Linked DNA regions of Homo sapiens: region 2 is linked to region 1. Evidence: read pairs that join two places in POLR2A ChIA-PET (ENCODE). Cell type or tissue: HCT116. All regions are shown on one strand. Each heading gives the region's core, and the rest is flanking DNA. Links, peaks and the distances in the headings are about the cores only.

Region 1 (14,871 bases), core at 3,717-11,716:
CTCGGAGGGAGCCAGCCCAGCCGCAGCCGCCGCCACCGCCGCCGCCGGGGCCGGGCCCCCTCGCCGCTGCCCCGGGAAGGAGGTAGGAGCCCCCCGCGCGGGCGAGGCGGCGGGGGACCGCGGGCCGGGCGGGGGCCGCGCGCTGCGGCCGGGGCGGGGGAGGGGGCCGCTTCCTGCCCCCGCCCGGGCCTGACTCAGCCCCGGGTGGGGGGCCTGGCCTGGCCCCTCGCCCTGCCCGGACGGCCGTCCGGCTCCGACCCGCGGGAGGGGGCGGAGAGAGCACCCCAGTCCCCGCCGTCCGCGCCCCCAAAGCGCGTGACCCCGTCTCCTCTGGCCCGGACCCCCCCTCCTTTCCCTTGACGCCACCACCACGTGCGAAGCCTGAGCCCGGGCAGGGGAGGGGGGAGCTGGTGGGATCCAGCCCCCTCCCTCCCGCTCCCTACCTCCCGGGCGGGAGACCCAGCCCCCCCGGCCTGGGAGCCTGGCTGGGGGCTGAGCGGAGCGGAGGAGCGGGTGCCCCCCCAGGGACCGGGCCTCTGCGGGTTCTGGGAGGCGCTGCCCGGGCTGGCTGGCGGGGGCGCACGGTGGGCCGCGGCGGGAGGTTGCTGTCCACCCGGGCCCGGACACCCAGTCGGCGCCCACTAAATGTTGGCGGAATGCAGCCAGGAGTTGGCGGCGAGGCGGGGGGAGGCAGCAACTCCTCTCCCCCCAGTCAGGCGGCGGAAGTCACAGAGGTGCTGGTGCCCCTGCCACCCGCGGCACCCACCTGGCTCACCCATGGGTGGCGGGCTCGGTGGGCCCCCCCACCTCCCTGCCAGCTGCCTCCGGAGAGGGCGTGGGGATTCCGTGTCAGTGCCCCCCGCCCCAACCTCAGAACTGGACCAGGGCGTAACCCTGAGCGTGCCGCTCCCACACTGGGGGTGCCTCCCCACCACCGGCCGATCACTTCCTATTGGCAAACTGGTCTGGGAGAGGTCCCGGGGAGGCCAGGCTGGGGCAGGGGCCCAGGCCAGGCCAGGCCTAAGCCCAGCCCTGCTGCTGCCAGGGCCTGAGGGCTTCAGGCCGGGGGCGTTTGTCCGCGAGGGCCACCCGCCATGGGGCCCCGAGAGCACCTATCGGCGGGGCCGGGGCCTCTGTTTACCACCAGCCATCGCTGTGGAGACAGAGCTTGGGGGAGAAGGGGGGGCAGGAGCCGGCCGCTGGAAAAGCGAAGTCTAAGGAAGGAAAGAAGAGCCAACCGGGACACTGAAATTTTAATTCGTGGGTCAGTCCGGGGGGTATTTATTATTCAGTTCCGATTGGCTGCGTGGCGGCCAGTCAGCACCTGGGCCCGGGCGGGCAGCCACGCATCGGCAGAGGCCCGCGGGCGGCCGCAGGCAGTGGATGGGTCCTTTGCTCTGTGCGGGAGACTGAGGCGCGGCCGAGGCAGAGCCCAGCCTGGGGCCTGGTCGGAAAGGTTCCTGGGGCGATCACAAATCCCTGCTGGGTGTTTGTTTGTTTGTTTGTTTTTTCCTTTTCTTTCCTTGAGTCCCTCTGACCTATAGCTGGGTCCACCTGGTGGCAGATCCCCGTTGCCATATGAGGAGGAAACCAAGGCCGGGAGGGGAGGTCAAATGTGAGCCTGGAAACTCCGGAGGTTAGAGCAAGCCTCGGAGCAGGTGCCGGTACTAGGCAGGGGAGACTGAAGCGTAGGGGGAAGCAGAGAGCGGCCCAAGGTCACTCAGGTGGGGTCAGAGCTGCCCCCTGTGCTCCATCCTTCCAGCTCGGGGCCTGTCCAAAGTCCCCTCCCACTGTGTGGTGGCCCAGGGGCGCCTGCCCACCTGTCTTTAAGCAGGGCCGGAGGTTGGCAGTAGAGGCTCAACTGCAGGCACCTGCCTGCAAATGGAGTGTCACCGAGGCTTATTAAACCCTGTGTCCGAAGATGACATTGAGGCTCAGAGAGGGCCAGCATGGCTCCCAAGGTCACACAGCACGAGCCACAGCCCTCTCGCCTCCCTGCCTCACCGGGCAGGCCCTGGCTGGCGCACGTGCATACGAGGCCCCTCTGCAATCCTGCCGAGCCACAAACTCGTCTCACCTTGGTCCTCAGAGGCGGGCAGGGCTCTGGGTTTTATGACCAGAGGAGACCGAGGTCACCTCCCCAGAGCCAGCCCACTGCAGCCCAGATGCTCCAAGGAGGGCTCCTCAAGGGTTGGAATGCTGGCACGCTTGCTCTGCGACCTTGGATGAGCCCCGTGACCCCTGCAGCCGGGGCGCGCTGTGTTCCTGGGGCTGTGGAGGGTCCCCCAGCTGCTGCCTGCAAAGCCACCCGTGGTGTCTTTTCTCCTCCGCGGCGGAAACTCCCAGGTCAGCTCAGGGCATGGCAGAGACCTGAGTGTGGGGTGTGGGTCAGAACTGCGTGAGACACCTGCACCCCCACCTGTCACCTGCCAGACCATAAACTGCCCTGCAGTAGCCCTGGGCAACAAGGACAAGAGGAACGAGCTTGGGTGGGGGTGAGCCTTGGGTGGGGGTGAGCATGGTCCAGTCCTAGCCCAGCCCTTGGGTCCACCCCAGCAGTCACTCCCCCTCTGCCAGCCTCAGTCTTCCCATCCAGACAGTGGGGAGATGGTCATCAGCCCTAGAGTGTTGTCTCGAGGGTTCGCTCAGCGGCTCATTGGGAATGCTTGTTGAGCGACTACTGTGCACTGTGTCAGGCCCCTGCGGAGCTGTCTTGAGAGCTGGAGGGGCAGAGGCCCCTCCCTGAGCCACCCATGTCAGCTGGACTCCAGCCCTGCCCCAGGCTCCTGTGTGAGAGCTCCCTTGCAAGGCAGCTCTGAGGGTATGAGGATAAGCCGTCCTTCCTCTCAGCCCCCAGGGTAGGGGGATTTCATCTCCTGCTGGTATCCGGGGGCCAGGAAAGGGGATGGAAGGAGCCGTGGGAGGACTAGTTAGGCAGGCCAGAGCCAGACAGACGGCCCGTGCTCAAATTCCAGTTCTGCTGCGCGACCCTGGCCAAGCTGCTCCCCCTCTCTGATCCCGTTCCCCGTTTGCAAAATGGGGCACAGACACAGATCCTGCCTTCCAGCGCTGTGGGTGCCGTCACGTACCGTGGGTCTCTGGGGCGATTATCAAGGCCCAGCCTCCCCCAGCTGCTCCGAGGAGCGGCTCTGGCCCTTGGGCCCCGAGCGCCGAGTCCAGAGCCCCAAAGCGCAGAAGGCGCCCCTCAGAGAATCCGGCGCTCGGGAGGAGCGTGGCCAAAGGACCAGCCCCTCCATCTGTCCCCCCAGCAGGCTGTGGACGGCCACTCGGTGGAAGTGTCGCCACCCACGCCTTTCTGGTTTGACTGGAAAACAAGGCCCATCCCACCTATCAGGATGCCTGAGAGAAGGATCTGGCCGGATTCTGCAGGCCGCCAGGCTCCCAGGCTGAGCCTTCCACCTGCTCAGGCGAGAGTGGGGGTGGGGCAGGTATCTCCAGGTGACAAGCAGGCCTCCCTCAGGGGAGGGAGAGAGAGGTCACCTCGGCCTCTCACAGGCATCTCAGCTAAGCAGGTGCAGCCTGGGCTGATGGCAGGGTGGACAAGGATGGGCTTCCGAGAGTCTGGCCTTGCTTGCCCCCAGTGACGGGAAGCTCAGCCCCTCCACTGTCGTCATGAAGCTTCCTCTTGGAACCTGGGCTCGGGCTGTAGTCTGGGCTTCCTGGCCCATGACATCTCAGAGTGTGGGAACAGGGTGGGCCTCAGTCCCGCCCATGAGTTGGGCGTCAGATGGGATCCCCCTGGCCTCCTCATCGCTGCCCCCATCCCCGCTGTCACACTTCCCACTGGGTCCCCACGGCCTTCCTGCCTCTGGCCCTTTAAGGCCCAGGCAGGAAGCCCCTCCCCATTTAGGGCAATAAATGGACACGTAAAATGGCCGAGGGCCTGTTTGCTCCATGTCTGGCCCAGAGGGAGGCCTGCGGGCGAGGGCAGGCGGGCAGGGGGCGGGCTGGCAGCTGGCAGCCACCCCAGGCCGTTGGTGCCCCCCGATCGGGACACTGCATTCCTGTCCCATTAAACCCAGGCCGAGGACTGGGCCAGGCGGGGCTTGGCACCAGGTCAGGGCGGGGTTACCCGTCGGGACCAACCTTGCAACACAGGCCGCTGGGCGGGGAGGGGGCGGGGGCTGCCGGGTGCGGGCCTGGCAGCCGCACCTGCACACCAGGCTTACAGTGTGACCTTGGGCCGGCCGCCCACCCTCTCTGGGCCTGATCTCCCCTTCCAGCTTCCTCCTCAGGCCCCACCACTCACTCCCTTGGTAGGTGAGGAGGGGACTGAATTCCCGGAATAGCATTCAGGAGCAAAGTTCCCATCCGTGAGGGGTGGTGAACAGCCTGGCAATGTGTTTTGGGGACTGGCTCTGGCGCACATTAGGTCCCTGGGCTAAGTTTGCTGAATGGATGTGAGCGGGACCCTGACCACAGTGGGGGGCCCCTTTCCACTGTTACGACCCCCATCCCCCAGGAGACAGAGGCTCAGAGAGGTCTCGCATCTTGCCCAAGGTCACACAGCTTGGAGGTGGGGGAGCCGAGGCTTGAACCCGAGCTGCTCTGCACAGCACATGAGGGGTGAGAGGTCCCTTTGGCCTCCTTCCCTGCTCTCCCTGGGCAGAGGGTTGGGTGGGGGCCCTGATCCCCTCATTAGACGGCCCCCTGCTCCAGGAAGTGACCTTCGGGAAGGTGGCGGGTGGCAGTTACCTGCCCAGCCCTCACCTTGTCGTGTGACCTTGGGGAGGCCCCTGGCTCCCACACCCTGCACTAGCGATGCAGCCTCCTCTCTGCCGGTCCCCCTTCCCCGGTCGCCCACCTCCAGGCCTCAGTTCCTGATGCTCCCCGTGCTGGGGTGCCCTTCTTGGGATGCCGGGGTCCTTCCTAGGCGACATCTGCTGCTCCCTGAGCCACGTCAGGGTGCTTCCGAGCTCACGACACATCCCCCGCAGCTGGGAAGTGGCAGCTGCCCAGATCAGAGGGCTGCTGTGTGACCTCGACTGGGCCGCCTCACCTCTCTGAGCCTCTCAGGGACCTGGGGAAGACGAAGTGAAGGTGCCCAGTTAGTTTGGGAGCACAGAGGGGGCCGAAATGCGGCCCGGGTGCCGTGGCTCTCGACAAACACTACAGCAAGTGACCCTTAGGTTAGATGGGAGGTGGGACCGGCAGGCTGCACAGCCCCCTGCTTCTGGGTATGCCTGGCAGCCAGCTGGGTGGGCCGGGGCGTGGGCTGTCTCTGGTTTATCCGGCGGTTTGCTGCGCCCCTACTATGCGCCACCCTGGGAGGGTTGGGCTTAGGGGCCTGGGAGTGGCCCGGGGGGAGGAGGGCGCCCCACCTCCAGCCCAGGAGGGGCCTGCCAGGGCCTGCCCCTCGGCCGCCGAGTCAGCACCAAGCAGCCCCGGAAATCCCACGGAGGCCAGCGCGGGGGAGGAGCTGTGATGAAAGATGGGGCCCCGGGTGGGTGTGGGCCGAGCCCAGGGGACCCTGGCCGGCAGGGGTGGGGACCTGGCTGGCGTGGGGCCGGGGCTTCCTGGAGGAGGGGAACGAAACCGCCACCTCCGGAGGCGTGTACCGTGTGTCGGGCGCACAGTGGGGCTTCAGCACTCGGGGACTTTTTATTGCCAAGACTTTGTGGCCCCCGCCGGGGGTGCTCTGGCTGGGCCCGGCCTCCCCTCTCCCACCTCGGAGGCAGGGTCTTCGGCCCTTTCCTTAGGGGAGGCCTCCAGGAGGCCTAGGTGGGGGCATTGGCGCAGGGCGTGGCCGGCAGGTGGCTTGTGTTCCTGGAGTGAGGGCGTGGGTCAGTTGTCTCAGAGCGAGTTTAGTTTCCAGGGCGAGGGCAGGGCCTTGCCCTGGGTGGGTGGGGGGACCGGCCCCTCCATCATTTCCTGGCCCCCAGCCCCTGGGAGTCAGCCCTGCCGGGCATCCTTAGGCCAGGACTGCAGCCCTCTCTGGGCCCCGGCATTCTCATCTGTAAAACGCGGCCACAGTCCTCTCACGGGGGCTTTCCTTGGCTGACATCACCCCGGGCCTCGCTGCTTTGAGGGAGGGCCTCAGTGATATTTAGGGGGGAACAGGGGCCCAAGAGAGGGTCCCAGGCTGGAGAGGGCAGAGACTGGGACCCCCGGACCCAACCTGGAACTGGGATCTTCACACTGGCGGGGACCTGCAGGAGGTCGCTGAGCCACCTGGATTATTTTGGGCCCATCCTCCAGGCCCCAGGAAAGACACCTCCCAGCCACTCCAGAGCGGGGACCCTGGTCACCCGAGGGGAGGAACGGCCCAGCAGGCCAGGGATAGCCATCTTGGGGCGTTGGTGGCCTGGGTCAGAGGTCTCCCCCCATGCTGGGGTGGGTAGGAGGGCCCGGGCCCGTCTGATCCGGAGCTCCATCTGCTCACACGCTCCCCGCGGCCCAGGGCCAGACGGCAGATGGTGGCAGGGGGTGGACACCACCAAAGGGGACTCCTCGGAGGCTTCCCAGGGCCGAGCCTTGGGTGGGGTCGCTCCCCTCCTACCCTCCCTGCTCCCAGCAGCCACATCTGAGCCCACCGCCCCACCACAGGCCTTAGAGTAGACGGGGGTGCTGAGCAGCTGGGCCCTGGGCCGAGGCTGGAAGGAGGGAAGGAAGGCGGGTGGAGGGGCCTGGGGAGCGTGGTGGCACTGAGCAAGCTCACAAAGGCCTCTGTGTCGCCTGGCAGCTCAGGCCCCGCGCTGAGGGCCCTGGGCTTTGGGTCCGGCTGGACCGACACCATGCCTCCCTTGTGGGGCCTGGCTCAAGCCCGTCGGCGTCAGAGCCTGCCTGAGCTGCTGGGCTGGGGGACAGGAGGGTCTGGTGGCCCGGAGGAGGCCATGAAAGGCCCAGCTCAGGCCCTCTCCCCAGGGGCCTTGCCCAGGGGCTCTGGCCCGAGAGCCACCGGCCGGCCTGGAGGAATGTGAGCTGTGCTGGGTGACTCGGGGCCGCCAGGGGCTCCCAGGAGAGGGCGGAGGGGTGGGGACAGGGGCCAGAGGGTTGCACAAGCTCCGAGTGGGTGGATGAGTCACAGCCGAGGGGAAGGCGGAAAAAAGGGAGGGGGAGAAAGGGGTGGGACAGACACAGTCCCCCCAGGGCCCGGCGCTGCCCGAAACCTCTGCCCATTTGACAGATAGGGAGACTGAGGCCCAGAGAGGGCCAAGGCCTTGGCTGGGGCTGAACAGCTCAGCTGGGGTGGCTGAGAGTTGGGGAGGGGCTGCCAGGCAGTCCTGTGGGCAGGCAGGAGGTGGACAGGGGTTCCCCCGGCTCCCTGCTCCTCCTGGGCTGTAGCCCGGTCTCTGTTACTCACAGCCAGGGCTGAGCCCTATGCTGGGGGCTCTGAGGGGCAGGAAGGGGTTTAGCCTGCGGAGTCACTGGCCCTGTCCGGACGGGGCACACCCACGGTGGCCTTGACCTCAGCTGGGTTTCGGCACTGGGTCCCCGTGCCTGGGCTGCCACACCCCTTCCTGCTGACTCAGAGCCCCCCTGAAAAGAACCAGGCCTGACCAGGAGGCAGGAGTCAGGGTTGGGGAGGCCAAGGGGTCGGCTCTTAGGTCCACTCTGGGTTTGAGTTTGGACGCAACTGTGTCCTCATGGTGGGGCCTCGGGCAAGTGGCCTCAGCTCACGACGGAGTGGGTGCTGCCGGTGGGGTTCGGGTGGAACTGGCGGGAAGTAGGTGTTATGTGTTGTTGTTATTGTTTTTTTTTTTTTTTTTGGAGACGAGTCTCGCTCTGTCACCAGACTGGAGTGCTGTGGCGTGATCTAGGTGGCTCACTGCAGCCTCCACCTCCTGGTTCAAGTGATTCTCCTGCCTCAGCCTCCCGAGTAGCTGGGACTATAGGCCCGCGCCACCAGGCCCAGCTAATTTTTTGTTAGAAATGGGGTTTCACCATGTTGCCCAGGATGGTCTCAATCTCTTGACCTCATGATCCACCCACCTTGGCCTCTCAAAGTGCTGGGATTACCGGCGTGAGCCACCGCGTCTGGCCATAGTAGGTGTTTTGTAAAGGTCACTGCGTGGCCTCCCCTCTGTATCGGCCGAAGCCCGTGCTCAGATCAACAGGAAAATGGCTCAGATCAGGGCACTTCTCTCGAGCTACTGCGTCCTCCTGTAGCGCCTCAGAGTGCCCTTTCCTTATTTATTTATTTTTCCAACACGGAGTTTCGCTCTTGTTGCCCAGGCTGGAGTACAATGGCGCAATCTCACCGCAACCCCCGCCTCCCGGGTTCAAGCGATTCTCCTGCCTCAGCCTCCCGAGTAGCTGGGATTACAGGCACGCGCCACCACACCTGGCTAATTTTGTATTTTTAGTAGAGACGAGATTTCACCATGTTGGTCAGGCTGGTCTTGAACTCCAGACCTTAGGTGATCCGCCTGCCTTGGCTTCCCAAAGTGCTGGGATTATAGATGTGAGCCACAGTGCCCAGCCCTTTTTTTTTTTCTTTTTCTTTTTCTTTTTTTTTTTTTTTCAGACCGAGTCTCGCTGTGTTGCCCAGGCTGGAGTACGGTGGCTCCATCCAGGTTCACCACAACCTTCGCCTCCCGGGTTCAAGCGATTCTTCTGCCTCAGCGTCCTGAGTAGCTGGGATTACAGGCACGCGCCACCACGCCTGGCTGATTTTTTTTTTTAAGACGGAGTCTCGCTCTGTGGCCCAGGCAGGAGTGCAGTGGTGCAATCTCGGCTCACTGCAACCTCCACCCCCCAGGTTCAAGCGATTCTCCCGCCTCAGCCTCCCGAGTAGCTGGGATTACAGGCACGTGCCATCACGCCCATCTATTTTTGTATTTTTAGTAGAGACAGAGTTTCACTGTGTCAGCCAGGATGGTCTCGATCTCCTGACCTGGTGATCTGCCCGCCTCGGCCTCCCAAAGTGCTGGGATTACAGGTGTGAGCCACCACACCCAGCCTAATTTTTGTATTTTTAGTAGAGACAGGGTTTCACCATGTTGGCCAGGCTGGTCGCTGGTCTTGAACTCCTGACCTCAAGTGATCTGCCCACCTCAGCCTCCCCAAAATGCTAGAATTACAGGCGTGAGCACCGAGCCGGGCCTCAAAGTGCCCTTTCAACAGGCATTCCCGGGGGCCCTCCTCGGAGGGGTGGTGCCAGTGTGCTTGTGAAATTTAAGCGTCCAGTGTGGGTTTTGCCAGCCTCATCTCACGCTGATGAGACAGAACAGGGCATCTGACTGCTCTTGGGCACAGCTAGGGAAACTGAGGCTGATGGGGGGCAGGAAACCTGACTGTCCTCATGCACAGCTGGGGAAATTGAGGCTGGGGGCAGGACAGCTGGCCGCCCTTGTGTACAGATGGGAAACAGGTTGGGAGTGGGACACCTGATTGCCTTCCTGTACAGCTGGGGAAACTGAGGCTGGGGACATGACGTCTGATTGCTTTTGTGTACAGCTGGGGAAACAGGCTGGGGGAGGCAGGACATCTGACCATTCTCATGCACAGCTGGGGAAACTGAGGCTAGAGGATAGGACATTTGACTGCACTTGGGAACAGCTGGGGAAACTGAGGCTGGGGAGCCGGGACATCTGGCTATCCTCATGCACAGATGGAAAACAGTCTTGGCCGGGTGCCGTGGTTCATGCCTGTAATCTTAGCACCTTGGGAGGCAGGGGCGGTTGGATCATTTGAGGCCAGGGTTTTTTGATTTGTTTTGTTTTTTTGAGATGGAGTCTTGCTCTGTTGCCCAGGCTGGAGTGCAGTGGCGTGATCTCAGCTCACTGCAAGCTCTGCCTCCTGGGTTCATGCCATTCTCCTGCCTCAGCCTCCCGAGTAGCTGGAACTACAGGCCCCCGCCAACACGCCCGGCTAATTTTTTGTATTTTTTAGTAGAGACGGGGTTTCACTGTGTTAGCCAGGATGGTCTCCATCCCCTGACCTCATGATCTGCCTGTCTCGGCCTCCCAAAGTGCTGGGATTACAGGCGTGAGCCACCGCGCCAGGCCGAGGCCAGGGGTTTGAGACCAGCCTGGCCAACATGGTGATAGCCTGTCTCTGTATTAAAGACACACAAAAAAGAAAAGAGGCTGGAGGCAGGGCATGTATCGCTTTGGTGCACAGCTGGGGAAGCTGGGGCTGGAAAGGCGCGACATCTGACCGCCTTCACGTGCAGGTGGGAATGTGAGGCTGGGGGAGCAGGGTGGAACGCTGCTTCTCAAGGGCCTCGGGCCCTTGTCAGTGGGCACAGGAACCCCCGCACCCCCACTCACGAGCGCCCTCTCCTTCCCCACTGCTGCAGGTCTCGGCGCGGAAGATGGCCGGCGGCGTGGACGGCCCCATCGGGATCCCGTTCCCCGACCACAGCAGCGACATCCTGAGTGGGCTGAACGAGCAGCGGACGCAGGGCCTGCTGTGCGACGTGGTGATCCTGGTGGAGGGCCGCGAGTTCCCCACGCACCGCTCGGTGCTGGCCGCCTGCAGCCAGTACTTCAAGAAGCTGTTCACGTCGGGCGCCGTGGTGGACCAGCAGAACGTGTACGAGATCGACTTCGTCAGCGCCGAGGCGCTCACCGCGCTCATGGACTTCGCCTACACGGCCACGCTCACCGTCAGCACAGCCAACGTGGGTGACATCCTCAGCGCCGCCCGCCTGCTGGAGATCCCCGCCGTGAGCCACGTGTGCGCCGACCTCCTGGACCGGCAGATCCTGGCGGCCGACGCGGGCGCCGACGCCGGGCAGCTGGACCTTGTAGATCAAATTGATCAGCGCAACCTCCTCCGCGCCAAGGAGTACCTCGAGTTCTTCCAGAGCAACCCCATGAACAGCCTGCCCCCCGCGGCCGCCGCCGCCGCTGCCAGCTTCCCGTGGTCCGCCTTTGGGGCGTCCGATGATGACCTGGATGCCACCAAGGAGGCCGTGGCCGCCGCTGTGGCCGCCGTGGCCGCGGGCGACTGCAACGGCTTAGACTTCTATGGGCCGGGCCCCCCGGCCGAGCGGCCCCCGACGGGGGACGGGGACGAGGGCGACAGCAACCCGGGTCTGTGGCCAGAGCGGGATGAGGACGCCCCCACCGGGGGTCTCTTTCCGCCGCCGGTGGCCCCGCCGGCCGCCACGCAGAACGGCCACTACGGCCGCGGCGGAGAGGAGGAGGCCGCCTCGCTGTCGGAGGCGGCCCCCGAGCCGGGCGACTCTCCGGGCTTCCTGTCGGGAGCGGCCGAGGGCGAGGACGGGGACGGGCCCGACGTGGACGGGCTGGCGGCCAGCACGCTGCTGCAGCAGATGATGTCATCGGTGGGCCGGGCGGGGGCCGCGGCGGGGGACAGCGACGAGGAGTCGCGGGCCGACGACAAGGGCGTCATGGACTACTACCTGAAGTACTTCAGCGGCGCCCACGACGGCGACGTCTACCCGGCCTGGTCGCAGAAGGTGGAGAAGAAGATCCGAGCCAAGGCCTTCCAGAAGTGCCCCATCTGCGAGAAGGTCATCCAGGGCGCCGGCAAGCTGCCGCGACACATCCGCACCCACACGGGCGAGAAGCCCTACGAGTGCAACATCTGCAAGGTCCGCTTCACCAGGTGAGCTGCCCGCCGCGGGGGAGGCGCCGTCCTGCTCTCTGCCCCAGCATCCGCCGCTCACGACCCCTCCCGCCTCTCTCCCTGCACCGCACGCACACATGCACGCAGACGCACACATACACGCACGTGCACACAGACACGTACACGCACAGACACATGCACGTCACCTACACATCCACACACACGCAGACACACATACACGCACTTGCACATATATACGCACATGCACACACATGCACAGACGCGTATGCCACGTACACATGCACACACACAGACGCACACACGCACACGCACACCACATACACATACAGACATGCTACACAGACACATGCAGACACAGATGCACACCACATACACATCACATACACATGCACGCACACACACGCACACCGACATGCGCGCACACACACGCACACCACATACACATCACATACACATGCACGCACGCACGCACGCACACACGCACACCCAGGCACGCACACAGATGCACACGCACCCCCAGACATGCATGCAGGCACATGCACACAGACACGTACATGCGCACACATACATGCACATGCATGCAAACATGCACCCACAGACACACATATATGCACACACACGCAAACAGACACACCCCACCTCTTGGGCCCAAAGCCAACGAACGCTTCCCTGACCCACGTGGCTGTTAAGAACAGCCTAGACCAGGCCCTGCCCTTGTGGGTGGACATCCCGGTGGGTGACAGCACAGGCCAGACATAAGATGACAGCCACATCATATGCAAAGCGTGCCGGACAGGGTTGAGCTGCGGGAGGTGGGCGGGAAGGCACAGTCGTTCTTCCTTCCTGGAGGGCTGGTTCTTCTCTTCTGCACTTTTGGATTTTTTTCTTTTTCTGCTTTGGGAGAGGGTGACAGGCCCTCAGGCTTAGGGAGGGACAGCCCAGGCCGTGGAGCGGCTTCTGAGTTTCCCGTGAGCCTGGGTCATTTGCTTCAATCAGCCAACATTTATGAAGCGTCTGCTGGTGCCAGGCCTGTTCTAGGCGCCGGGGACAGGCCTTGCCGGAACCTGAAGGAGGGGAGGAGCAGCTGTGGGAAAGGGCGTTCCAGGCAGAGGGAACAGCCAGTGCAGAGGCCCTGAGGCCAGCTCAGCTTGAGAGATCACTGTGCCCCCCTGGGAGCCACAGGACTTGGTCCCTAAACAGCAGGAGTTCAAGGCCAGGCCCGGGCAGTTTGCAATTCGGTCTCAGGAGTCCAGAGGTGGCTGGCTGGGCCTCGTAGATCCGGGGCGGGCTGTAGCGGTGGGGGCAGGGGGCTGGCAGGCAGGGACCTGGCCAGGCTGGGTGACTCAGCACCACCCCCTGCCCCCCGCCCGCCCTGGGGTTCCCCCAGCCACGCCCACCGAGGCTGAAGAAAGAGGCCATTGTCCCAGCTTCCCAACCCCACCCCGTGGGGACAGGAACTGGGACTGACCCCTCCCCAGCACCCCGGCCCCCTCCCCAGCAGGCCAGGAGAGGAAGGTGCGGCCTGGACTCCGGCGCCCAGGAGTGCCAGGCAGGGGGCAAAGGGCACTTTGGGAGGCAGGCAGTGTAGCTGGTGGTTTGTCCCTCCTTGGTGAGGTTGGGGTACTGGAGGTCTTGGGGGGCTCCTCTTCCTCCAGGCAGGGGTCACTGTGGGTTCGTCTCTGAGCTCAGGAAGAGCAGCTTGGTGGGGTGCAGAGAACTGGGGTCTGCAGAGGGGACCAGGCTGAGCGAAGGTGGTGACCCCCACCCTGCCTCCCTGGCCGCAGGCCACAGGCCCGGTTTCATTCTGACTCGGGCACTGCTGGCTATCCCACCCGACCCGGGGCTGATCCCCTCAGTCAGAGAAACTGAGGCTTAGAGAGGGACAATTGTGGAGACCTCTTCCTCCCACCCCAATTTAGACCCACCTGCTTCCTCTTTTCCCCCACCCCGTGCTCTGGTCCCCCCTCCCCAGGACACCAGCACCTCCACCCTCCAAAAGCCTGGGAGCCCGAGGCCCCTCTGAGTCACAGCAGGGCGTTGAGTAAGTGGGGCCTGTGGTGGCCGGGGCTATAATTACCCAGGCTGGGGCTCGGGGTGATGAAACTAGGGATACCTCCGCCCCCACCCCGCCTCTGCGTGGCCCTCTGGCCTGCTGTGCAGCTCCAGGCAAGTCCCTTCCTCTCTCTGGGCCTCCCAGGCTCATCTGGGGAGTCTCTGCACGGTTCTAGAAAAACCTAGTGGCTGCCATCCCCTCTGTGACCCCGGCCCTGTGCCAGATCTGGGCAAGGCAGCCCGGAGACCTTGCCGTGGGCTTTGCAGAAGGTGATCAGTAAACCAGAGGCCTGGAGGCTGGTAACAGACCTGGTTAGGCCAGGGTTCTGTTAGCAAGTTACCACGTTCTGTTGGCTTCAGTGGGGCAGCAAGGCTAGAGATAAGGTAGGGGTCTGGTTGCCAAGGGCCAGGCCTTGACCCTCAGGGCAACAGAGCCAAGGAGGGGTTAAAGTTAGGGACACCAGCTCTGTAGCTGGTGCCAGAGGGAGGGACTTAGGGCTGGAGGAACCCAGAGGGGAGCCAGGTCTTTGGGAATTAGGAAAGGTAGAGGGGCATTCAAGGTAGGGCTTTGAGGGATGAGTAGGAGTTTGCCAGTCCCCACACTAAAGAAGTCTTCAGTCTATTGAGTGTGAGAAGGAAGAAACCCGAGGTGGCTCAGATGTGGGGCACAACAGGCAGCAGCAAGGAGTAGGTCAGGTTCTAGCCAGGGCTCTTGAGACCCAGGGCTCCCTCCTGCCCTCCGGATCCCAGGAAGGAGTACACTTTATTACTATAGATTGGCATCACTCAATGGGAATAGGCAAGACACCTACTTTTTTTTTTTTTTTTTTTTTTTTTTTTGAGACGAGTCTTGCTCTGTCGCCCAGGCTGGAGTGCAGTGGCACGATCTCAGCTCACTGCAACCTCCACCTCCCAGGTTCAAGCGATTCTCCTGCCTCAGCTTCCCAAGTAGCTGGGATTATAGGCGCCCACCACCATGCCGGCTAATTTTTGTATTTTTAGTAGAGACGGGGTTTCACCACGTTGGCCAGGCTGGTCTCGAACTCCTGACCTCAGGTGATCTGCCCGCCTTAGCCTCCCAAAGCGCTGGGGTTACAGGTGTGAGCCACCATGCCCGGCCAGCAAGCCACTTACATATTTTTACATTTTCTGACAGCCCCGTTCAAAAAAAGTCAAAGAGAGTTGGTGAAAGTGACTTGAAACATTTTACCTAACCCAGTAGATGCATTTCCATGTGTAGTCAATGTGCACGATCCTCATTGAGCCATTTTACATCACCTTTTGCATATCAAGTCT
Region 2 (11,551 bases), core at 3,552-11,551, 490 kb after region 1:
TCCCAGCAGCAGTCTAGGCTTCTGGCCCAAGTTGGGGCTGCTCACCTCCTCTTTTGTTTTTGAGACGGAGTCTCACCCTGTCGTCCAGGGTGGAGTGCAGTGGCTGGATCTCGGCTCACTGCAACCTCTGCCTCCCGGGTTCAAGCAATTCTCTGCCTCACCCTCCCGAGTAGCTGGGATTACACGCGCCTGCCACCACGCCCGGCTAATTTTTGTATTTTTAGTAGAGACAGGGTTTCACCATCTTGGCCAGGCTGGTCTTGAACTCCTGACCTCGTGATCCACCCGCCTCGGCCTCCCAAAGTGGTGGGATTACAGACGTGAGCCCCCACGCCCGGCCCACTTCCTCTTCCTCAAGTCCGCTTAAATGTCACTTGCTCAGCCAGGCCTTCTCTGATTTTTTTTTTGCCTCCATAAGTCGGCTTCTCCCTGTGGCCTGCCTGTTTGGTTCACAGCATTGCCCATGGTGGATGCTCAATACACATTCATTGAATCCTTCAGATGTCTAGGAGGCAGATGCAGCTGCTTTGGAAAACAGACTGGCATTTCCTCAAAGGGTTAAATAAATGTGGAATCACCATGCAATTCAGCAGTTCACTCCTAGGAATATACTCCAGACAACTGAAAACAGGTGTTCAAACAAAAGCGTGTACACAAGCGTCGGTAGCAGCGTGATTCATAATAGCCAAAAAGTGAAAACAACTCAAACGTCTGCTAATGATGCATGGATCGATGACGGGATATATCCTTACAACAGAATATTATCCGCCATGGGCCGGGCGCAGTGGCTCACGCCTGTAATCCCAGCACTTTGGGAGGCAGGCGGATCACTTGAGGTCAGGAGTTCGAGACCAGCCTGGCCAACATGGTGAAACTCCAGTTCTATTAAAAATACAAAAACTAGCCAGGCGTGGTGGTGCACGCCTGTAATCCCAGCTACATGGGAGGCTGAGGCAGGAGGATCCCATGAACTGGGAGGCAGAGGTTGCAGTGAGCCAAGATTGTGCCACTGCACTCCAGCCTGGGCAACAGAGCAAGACTACGTCTCAAAAAAAAAAAAAAAGAATATTATCAGCCATAAAAAAAAGGAGCGAGTCTCTGACACAAGTCACAGCATGGATGTACCTAGAAGACATCACACTCAGTGAGAGACGCCAGACACAAAGGTCACACAGTGTGTGATCAGAATGTTCAGGAAAGGCCCATCCACAGAGACAGGAGGGGGACGTGTGGGTGCCAGTGGGTGGGGAATGACCACTGAGAGGGATGCGGTTTTCATTTGGGTGATGAAAGTATTTTACAATTTGATTTCAGTGATGGCTGCGTGACTCTGGAAATATATTACAAACCATGGAATTGTATGCTCTAAATGGGTGCATTATATGTGAGTTAAGTCTCAATAAGCCCATTGTCCTAAGATGCAGCCCGGGGCTGAGGAAGAGGAGCTGGCCCTGGAATCTGGACGGTTCCACACGCCAGACCTGGCTCTGTTGCTTAATCAGCTCTCTGACCTCCCAGGCCTCCCCTGTGTCTCTCTGCTCACTTAAAAATAGTCTAGGTGAGGCTGGGTGTGGAGCCACCCCTCCCGGCCATAGTCAATAACAATTTAATTGAACATTTATTTTATTTTGTTTATTTATTTTATTTTATTTTATTTTATTTTTTTGAGATGGAGTCTTGCTCTGCCGCCCAGGCTGGAGTGCAGTGGCACCATCTCGGCTCACTGCAACCTCTGCTTCCCGGGTTCAAACGATTCTCCTGCCTCAGCCTCCCAAGTAGCTAGGATTACAGACATCCGCCACCACGCTCGGCTAATTTTTTTTTTTTTTTTTTTTTTAGTAGAGACAGGGTTTCACCATGTTGGCTAGGCTGGTCTTGAACTCCTGACCTCAGGTGGCCGCCCGTCTCGGCCTCCCAAGGTGCTAGATTGCAGGGGTGGGCCACTGCGCCCGGCCTTTTTGTTTGTTTTTTGTCATTTATTACTATGATTTATTTGCCAGTTTTTATAGCATGAAGCCAGGAACAGTATACCAATTTATAATCCTAGAGGTGGAAGCTCTCCATTAAGGATGACTTGCCTTATAATTCTTTGGTTTTCTAATTAATTTTTATTATGCAAATCATGTTCACATCCATTTCACTTGTACAGAATTAAGGAAGTGCAGCTCAGACCTCTTTAATTTCATTACATTTCCTATCGTCAGCTTATTGCTTTTTTTTTTTTTTTTTTTTTTTTTTTGAGACAGAGTCTCGCTCTGTCGTCCAGGCTAGTGTGCAGTGGCGCGATCTCGGCTCACTGCAAGCTTCACCTCCCGGGTTTACACCATTCTCCTGCCTCAGCCTCCCAAGTAGCTGGGACTACAGGTACACGCTGCCACGCCCGGCTAATTTTTTTGTATTTTTTAGTAGAGATGGGGTTTCACCGTGTTAGCCAGGATGGTCTCGATCTCCTGACATTGTGATCCACCCGCCTTGGCCTCCCAAAGTGCTGGGATTACAGTCGTGAGCCACTGTGCCAGGCCTTTTTTTTTTCTTTTTTTTTTTTTTGAGATAGAGTTTCATTCGCCCAGGCTGGAGTGCAGTGGCGTGATCTTTGCTCACTGCAACCTCCGCCTCCCAGGTTCAAGTGATTCTCCTGCCTCAGCCTCCTGAGTAGCCGGGATTACAGGCACGTGCCACCAAACCCAGCTAATGTTTGTATTTTTAGTAGAGACGGGGTTTTGCCATGTTGGCCAGGCAGGTCTTGAACTCCTGACCTCAGATGATCCGCCCACCTTGGCCTCCCAAAGTGCTGAGATTACAGGCGTGAGCCACTGTACCCGGCCGCATCTCTTTTTAAAATTTTTCCTAGCCACACTCACACACACACACACACACACACACACACACACGCACACCACACTGCATTGGTTTGCTAGGTAATAATTACGACAAACTGAGGGGCTTAAACAAGAGAAATTTATTGTTTCACAGTTCTGGAGGCCAGAAGTCCAAGAGGAAGGTGTGGGTAGGGCTGGGGCCTTCTGAGGGCGGGGAGAGAATCTGTCCCTGGCGTCTCCCAGTTTCTGGCATTGGCCAGCAATCCTGGGCTTTTCTTGTCTTGTAGGAGTGACACCCCGATGTCTGCCTGCATCTTCATGTGGGGTTCTCCCTATGTGCGTGTCTGCACCCAAATTTCCTCTTTTGATAAGGACAGCAGTCATACTGCGTCACGGCCCACCCTAATGATGTCATCTTAACTCATTATATCTGCAATGACCTTTTTCCAAATACGGTCACATTCTGAGGCCTTGGGGATTAGGACAGGAACCTGTGCATTCTGTGGGGACATGACTCCACCCACAGCACATGCCTACACACGTACACATGTGCGTATTCCTAATAAAGACGTGGGCTGGGCGCGGTGGCTCACGCCTGTAATGCCAGCACTGTGGGAGGCCGAGGTGGGTGGATCGCTGGAGGTCAGGAATTTGACACCAGCCTGGCCAACATGGAGAAACCCTGTCCCTACTAAAAACACAAAAATTGCCAGGCACGGTGGCTCACACCTGTAATCCCAGCACTTTGGGAGGCTGAGGTGGGAGGATCACGAGGTCCACAGTTCGAGACCAGCCTGGTCAACATGGTGAAACCCCATCTCTACTAAAAATACAAAAATTAGCCGGGCGTGGTGGCGGGCACCTGTAATCCCAGCTACTTGGGAGGCTGAGGTAGGAGAATAGCTTGAACACGGGAGGCAAAGGTTGCAGTGAGCGGAGATCCCGCCACGGCACTCCAGCCTGGGACAGAGCGAGACTCCGTCTCAAAAAAAAAAAAAAAATTTTTTTAACGTGAATATATATTTTTTATTTAGTCATTTTTGCTTACAGTTGAAACTCTAGAGAATCTGCGTGAAACTAGATGGCAGCCGGCTCATAAAGGTTCATTTGGACAAGGCACAGCAGAACAATATGGAACACAAGGTTGAAACTTTTTCTGGTGTCTATAAGAAGCTCATGGGCAAGGATGTTAATTTTGAATTCCCAGAGTTTCAATTGTAAGCAAAAATGACCAAATAAAAAATGTGTATTCACAGTTAAAAAAAAAATTCTACAAAAAAGTAAAACCACAAAAATTAGCTGGGCATGGGGGTGCACGCCTGTAGTCCCAGCTACTCAGAAGGCTGAGGCAGGAGAATCACTTGAACCTAGAGGCGGAGGTTGCAGTGAGCTGAGATCGTGCCACTGCACTCCAGCCTGGGTGACAGAGCGAGACTCCCTCTCAAAAAATAGTAAATAAATAAATAAAAATATAGGCTGGGCGTGGTGGCTCCCGCCTGTAATCTCAGCACTTTGAGAAGCCAAAGTGGGCCGATCACCTGAGGTCAGGATTTCAAGAACAGCCTGGCCAACATGGCAAAACCCTGTCTGTACTAAAAATACAAAAAGTAGCCACGCATGGTGGTGCACACCTGTAGCTCCAGCTACTCAGGAAGCTGCGGCACAAGAATTGCTTGAACCTGGGAGGCAGAGGTTTCAGTGAGTCAAGATCGAGCCACTACACTCCAGCCTGGGCGACATGGCGAGACTTTGTCTCAAAAAAATAAATAAATAAATAAAGTGAGGTCCTGGCCAGGTGCAGTAGCTCACACCTGTAATCCCAGCACTATGGGAGGCTGAGGCAGGAGGATTGCTTGAACCCAGGAATTTGAGGCCAGCCTGGACAACATAGTGAGACCCTGTCTCTACAAAAAAAAATAATAATAAAAGTAAGCAAACAAATGTGAGGTCCTATTCTGCTGTGTATTATACCAGTGCCTTCATGCTGTAAGCTTCAACTGCAACCAGTTCTGTTTACTCAATAATATCGCTCAGATAAAGGGTATTTTTTACTATTATTATTTTTTGAGACATGGTGTCTCGCTGTGTCACCCAGGCTGGAGTGTAGTCATCGGATCTCAGCTCACTGCAACCTCGAACTCCTGGGCTCAAGTGATTCTCCTGCTTCAGCCTCTCGAGCAGTTGGGACCACAGGTATGCACCACCACATCTGGCTGATTATTTTAATTTTCGTACAGATGGGGTCTTGCTTTGTTGCCCAGCTCCCAGGCTAGAGTGCAGTGGCTCAGTCTCAGCTCCCTGCAACCTCCACCTCCCTGCAACCTCCACCTCCCGTGTTCAAGTGATTCACGTGCCTCAGCCTTCAGAGTAGCCAGGGTTACAGGCACACATCGCCATGCGAGACTAATTTTTGTACTTTTAGTGGAGATGAGGTTTTGCCATGTTGGCCAGGCTGGTCTCAAACTCCTGGCCTCGTGATCCTCCTGCCTCAGCCTCCCACAGTACCACAGTACCACAGTACTGGGATTACATGCCCCCATTAATTTTTTTTTTTTTTTTTTGAGATGGAGTCTCTCTCTGTCGCCCAGGCTGGAGTGCAGTGGCGCCATCTCTGCTCACTGCAAGCTCCGTCTCCCGGGTTCATGCCATTCTCCTGCCTCAGCCTCCCGGGTAGCTGGGACTACAGGCGCCCGCCACCACACCCGGCTAAGTTTTTGTATTTTTAGTAGAGACGGGGTTTCACTGTGTTAGCCAGGATGGTCTCAATCTCCTGACCTCGCGATCCGCCCGCCTCGGCCTCCCAAAGTGCTGGGATTACAGGCATGAGCCACCGCGCCTGACCTTAAATTTTTAATAGATATTAATCAACATGGATGTGTGGACTTTTCTCCACCACCCAGGGAGAGTCAGGGTGTGGTTGGTTCTCCCAGGCCACGGACAATCTCAAGCCTCCTGGGGCTTTTTATAGAGGCAACTTCATACAGGCATTGCTTAAACAGATGCTGGAGAGCTGAGAAGGCGACAGGGAAGCGGAAAGAGAGCTACTGCCCCTAGCATCCCCTGGCCCCGGGGCTGGCAGAACACAGGGCTGGTGGGACAGGGATCTCAGGCCTCTGAGGAGGGGCACCCCACTGCTGCTGGGCCCTCAGGAACTCAGGGAAGCAATCTGAGCCTCAACTGTGGGACTTGGGCAATTTACTCAACTTCTGTGCCTCAGTTTCTCCATCTGTTAAGTGGGATAATTGCTTTGTCTACCTTTATGACGTTGCTGGCTGGGATTGTCCAGGGAGAATCAAACACCTGTTACAGAAAACGCTCTAGCTCAGTGGTTCTCATCCGGGGCCAACTCTGTCACGCCAGGAAATACCTAGTAATGTCTAGAGAGATTTTTCATTGTCGGACTAGGGGGGTGCTACTGGCATCTACACGGTTGAGGCCAGAGATCCTACACGGCCCCCACCACAAAAAATGATGTCCCAAACGTCAGGAGTACCGAGGTTGGTCAGGCACAGTGGCTTACGCCTGGAATCCCAGCACTTCGGGAGGCCGAGGCGGGCGGATCACCTGAGGTCAGGGGTTCGAGACCAGCCTGGCCAACATGGCGAAACCCCATCTCCACTAAAAAGACAAAAAACTTAGCCGGATGTGGTGGCACACGCCTATACTCCCAGCTACTCGGGAGGCTGAGGCAGGAGAACTGCTTGAACCCAGGAGGCGGAGGTTGCAGTGAGCTGAGATCGCACCGGTGCACTCCTGCCTGGGCGACAGAGCGACTCTCCGTCTCAAAACACAACACAACAACAAAAAGCTCCGAGTTCCAGGCCCTGCCGTGCCAGGAGGTCACCGCGCTTCGTTACAGCTCCTCCCCGTTTTGCTCTCAGCGCAAGGACTGACCAGCATCAACGTTAAAACGTAAATCACAAGACTCACAGAATGCGCTCCTTCTGGCAATGGTAGACCAGATACTGAACAGGACCTGAGGCCAGGAGGGTCCTGGCAAAGACTGAGTCACGCAAAGACTGACTGAAGAGGCCGGGCGCAGTGACTCACGCCTGTCATCCCAGCACTTTGGGAGCCCGAGGCGGGCAGATCATGAGGTCAGGAGTTAGAGAGCAGCCTGACCAACGTGGAGAAACCCCCGTCTCTACTAAAAATACAAAAACTTAGCCAGGCGTGGTGGCAGGCACCTGTAATCCCAGCTACTCAGGAGGCTGAGACAGGAGAATCGCTTGAACCTGGGAGGAGGAGGTTGTGGTGAGCTGAGATCGTGCCACTGCATTCCATCCTGGGCAATAGAGCAAGACTCCGTCTCAAAAAAAAAAAAAAAAAAAAAAAGAGTTCGTCCTTCCTTCCCTCCCTCCCCATCCTTTTTTTTTTTTTTTTTTTGAGACTGGGTCTCACTCTGTCGCCCAGGCTGGAGTGCAATGGCGCGATCTCAGGTCACCACAACCTCTGCCTCCCAGGTTCAAGCAATTCTCCTGCCTCAGCCTCCCGAGTAGCTGGGATTATAGGTGGCCACCACCATGCCCAGCTAATGTTTTTTTTGAGATGGAGTCTCACTCTGTCGCCGAGGCTGGAGTGCAATGGCCAGACCTCGGCTCACTGCAACCTCTGCCTCCCGGGCTCAAGTGATTCTCCTGCCTCAGCCTCCCGAGTAGCTGGGATTACAGGCATGCACCACCAGGCCTAGATAATTTTTTGTATTTTTAGTAGAGATGAGGTTTCACCATATTGGCGAGGATGGTCTCAGACTCCTCATCTCAGGTGACCCACCTGCCTCGGCCTCCCTAAGTGCTGGGATTACAGGTGTGAGCCACCGCGCCCGGCCAAGTTGTGTGGTTGAAGCCTCCTGGTATTCTGTTTGGTTCGGTTACTCTCACCTCACCCCCATTTTACAGAGAGGGCAACTGAAGCTTGGTGGCTTGTCAGGGACTGCCCAGATTTGATCCTGGCTTTGCTCCCCTGCTCCCCCGCCTCCACCGTGGCCACCCTCAGATATAAGGAAGTTTCAGTGCAGCCTCAGGAACCCTCACTGCCCACCCCCCCACCTCTGTCACCCCAGGCCTGGGTCACAGAAGATCAAGGAAGCCTCTAGTACTTGACATTCCCCACCCCACCCCGAGGCTGGACTGCGGCCATCAGGACATCCGATGTCCGGCCAGGGGAGGGGGAACGCAGGCTTGGCGTCAGGGGGCTGCTGGTGATGGGCTGGGGACATCAGACTGTGAGGATCTCTCCTGACTCCTCTGTCCTACCCCGAGGGCCTGAGCTTTCATCATGCCTTCCTGACATCTCTAGACAGGGCCTTCTCTGATCTTTACCCTCACGTCCAACCCCCACTCTTGTTGGGGCACATGTCCTCTCCTGTGGCTTCCCCACGCACGCAGCTGAGGCCTTCATTTGGAAGAAGCCCTTCCTCATCTCCCACTGGACTTTTTAATCTGACTCAGTCCCACCCTCCCTCTAACCCCTACCATGGCTCCCTAGTGACCTCAGGGTAATGTCCCAACTCCTCACCTACCTTGTAACCGCCCTTCTTGGTCTGACTCCTCCAGTCCTGTCCCTGATGAGGGGAACTGGGAGGGGTCATCCCTGTCTCCCCTCAAAAGCAGGGGCTTCAGAATCTTTGGGGCTCCTCAGCAAGAGGTCAGACCTAGTTCCTGCTCACCCCACAAAGTCAGGGCTAGGAAATATTAGCTGGCTTCAAAGGGACAAAAACAGAGGCCAGGTGCCGAGGCTCATGCCTATAATCCCAACACTCTGGGAGGCTGAGCCGGGAGGACCACTTGAAGCCAGGTGGTCGGGACCAGCCTAGGCAAAATGATGAGGCCTCATCTCTACAAAAAATTTAAAAATACTTTGGGTGGCCAGGCGCAGTGCCTCACACCTGTAATCCCAGCACTTTGGGAGGCCGAGGCAGGGGGATCATGAGGTCAGGAGATCGAGACCCTCCTGGCTAACACAGTGAAACCCCATCTCTACTAAAAATACAAAAAATTAGCCGGGCGTGGTCGTGGGCGCCCGTAGTCCCAGCTACTCAGGAGGCTGAGGCAGGAGAATGGCGTGAACCTGGGAGGTGGAGCTTGCAGTGAGTGGAGATGGCGCCACTGCACTCCAGCCTGGGCGACAGGCGAGACTCCGTCACAAACAAACAAACAAAAATACTTTGGGTGGCCAGGCGCGGTGGCTCACGCCTGTAATCCCAGCACTTTGGGAGGCTGTGGCAGGCGGATCACTTGAGGTCAGGAGTTCGAAAGCAGCCTGGCCAACATGGTGAAAACCATCTCTACTAAATATACAAAAATTATCTGGGGGTGGTGGCGCTCGCCTGTAGTCCCAGCTACTCGGGAGGCTGATACAGAACTGCTTGAACCCAGGAGGCAGAGGTTGCAGTGAGCGGAGACTGCGCCATTGCACTCCAGCCTAGGTGACAAAGCAAGACTCTGTCTTCAAAAACAAAAACAAAAAAACTACGTTGGGTATGGTGATTCATGCCTGTGATCTCAGCACTTTGGGAGGTCAGGAATTTCGAGAACCGACCCACAACATGGCGAAACAGCAACATGGCGAAACCCCGTCTCTACTAAAAAATACAAAAAATTAGCCGAGCGTGGTGGCAGGTGCCTGTAAGCCCAGTTACTTGGGAGGCTGAGGCAGGAGAATCGCTTGAACCCGGGAGGTGGAGGTTGCGGTGAGCCGAGATCGTGCTACTCCACCCCAGCCTGGGCGACAGAGCAAGACTCAGTCTCAAACAACAACCACCACAACAGCAAAAGGACAAGAATGCAGAGATGTGTTGGCGCTTTAACCACACCCTGCCTCCTCCGCTGGATCTTCTCCAAAGGGAGGCGGGATTGTGCCTGATTCTCGACCTACAAAGGAGGCTGAAAAAGCAGTGGACAGTGAGGCACCTGTTCCTCCACACTCAGGTGGCATTCCGCAGCCAGCACATAAAGAGGTCACGTGGAGCTGAGTTCAAATCCCACATCTGCCTCTTGTTAGTCCCATGCCCGCCACAGTCCCATGCCCATGCCCGTCTTTGTGAAACTCAGTTTCCTTATCTGTAAAAGAGGCATGAAGGGCTGGGCGCAGTGGCTCGCACCTGTAATCCCAGCACTTTGGGAGGCCGAGGCGGGCGGGTCACCTGAAGTCAGGAGTTTGAGACCAGCCTGGCCAAGATGGTGAAATCCCGTCTCTACTACAAATACAAAAATAAGCTGGGCGTGGTGGCGGGCGCCTGTAATCCCAGCTACTCGGGAGGCTGAGGCAGGAGAATCGCTTGAACCCGGGAGGTGGAGGTTGCAGTGAGCCGAGATCGTACCATTGCACGCCAGCCTGGCGACAAAGTGAGACTCCATCTCAAAAAAAACAAGAAAAGGCAGTGGAGGGGGTCATGAAGGCTGCACACTGTGCCTCACGTCTGTAATCCCATCTCTTTGGGACCAGTCAGGGCAACATAGCAAGACTTCCATCTCTGAAAAAATTAGCCAGGTGTGGTGGCAGGCACCTGTAGTCCCAGCTACTCAAGAGGCTGAGGCAGGAGGATCTCTTCAGCCCGGGAGGCCAAGGCTACAGTGAGCTGTGGTCACACCACTGCACTCCAGCCTAGGTGACAGAGCAAGACCCTGTCTCTAAAAATAAAAATTAATAATAAAATAAAATAATAGAGCATGAAGTGGTGTAAGACCTCCTAGGGATCTTGTGGGATGAAAGGAGATGAGGAATGGGAAAAACATTAGTTTTTTTGTTTTTGTTTTGAGACTGAGTCTCACTGTGTCACCCAGGCTGGAGCACAGTGGTGCGATCATAGCTCACTGCAGCCTTCGTTTCCTGGGCTTCAGTGATCCTCCCACAGCAACCTCCGGAGTAGCCAGGACTCCAGGTGTGCACCACCACACCTGGCTAATTTTGTTGTTGTTGTTGAGACAGGGTCTTCCTCCGTCGCCCAGGCTGGAGTGCAGTGGCGCGATCTTGGCTCACTGCAACCTCCACTTTCTGGGTTCAAGCGATTCTCCTGCCTCAGCCTCCGGAGTAGCTGGGTTACAGGCACCCACCACCACGCCTGGCTAATTACTGTAATTTTTTTTTTTTTTTGAGATGGGGTCTTGGTCTGTCCCCCAGGCTAGAGTGCAGCGGCACGATCTCAGCTCACTGCAACCTCCACCTCCCGGATTCAAGCCGTTCTCCTGCCTCAGCCTCCCGAGTAGCTGGGATTATCTGCGCCCGCCACCACGCCCAGCTAATTTTTGTATTTTTAGTAGAGACAGGGTTTCACCATCGTGGCCAGGCTGGTTTCGAACTCCTGACCTCGTGATCCACCCGCCTTGGCCTCCCAAAGCGCTGGGATTACAGGCGTGAGCCACCGCGCCTGGCCCAATTTTTGTATTTTTAGTAGAGACGGGGGTCTCACCATGTTGGCCAGGCTGGTCTCGAACTGCTGACCTCAAGTGACCCCTTCACCTTGGCCTCCCAAAGTGCTGGGATTACAGGCGGGAGCCAGGATCCCTGGTCCCTAGGCTAATATTTCAAAAAGTCATCTTTCATTTCCCTCAGAGGACTCTAAAGGGGAACGTGCCAGGAGGACTCTAAGTGGGAACGTGCCAAACAGAGAGGAAGGAATTGAGGTTCTTATCTCTCCTCAACCCTTTATCTCCCCGAGTCGTCTGCCCCTTATCTCTCCTCCTTCCTTTCTAGGTTCTGTGTCTTGACCTCTTTTACCCCTCCCGCCCATT

Evidence for each region. Peaks named below come from ENCODE experiments on the same cell type or tissue, not always from the same donor. Only the 100,000 strongest peaks of a DNase experiment are listed, where the experiment ranks them.
Region 2: POLR2A ChIA-PET joins it to region 1 with 7 read pairs; 1 of 35 experiments calls an interaction of 5 or more read pairs at or near these places.

The regions. Positions count from the first base shown.
Region 1 is chr19:4,050,641-4,065,511 of GRCh38, reverse strand. ZBTB7A (zinc finger and BTB domain containing 7A) reads left to right here. Exons shown (of 3, transcript NM_015898.4): 2 at 10,265-11,541. The coding sequence starts at 10,280. Among named protein-coding and RNA genes, the nearest start is that of ZBTB7A, 8.8 kb to the left of the region's middle. RefSeq lists silencers at 1-82, 3,915-3,964, 3,995-4,234, 5,255-5,644, 5,665-5,794 and 3 more and enhancers at 1,783-1,962, 2,457-2,964, 4,995-5,104, 7,193-7,252. In HCT116, for the core only: no CTCF peak of the experiment used is centred there; DNase peaks (open chromatin) are centred at 3,977 and 7,011; H3K4me3 peaks cover 3,756 bases; H3K27ac peaks cover 4,237 bases.
Region 2 is chr19:3,560,606-3,572,156 of GRCh38, reverse strand. LOC124904618 (a long non-coding RNA gene) reads left to right here. Exons shown (of 2, transcript XR_007067101.1): 2 at 502-1,370. Among named protein-coding and RNA genes, the nearest start is that of HMG20B, 6.6 kb to the left of the region's middle. RefSeq lists an enhancer at 1-567. In HCT116, for the core only: no CTCF peak of the experiment used is centred there; DNase peaks (open chromatin) are centred at 6,806, 9,316 and 9,666; H3K4me3 peaks cover 2,684 bases; H3K27ac peaks cover 4,865 bases.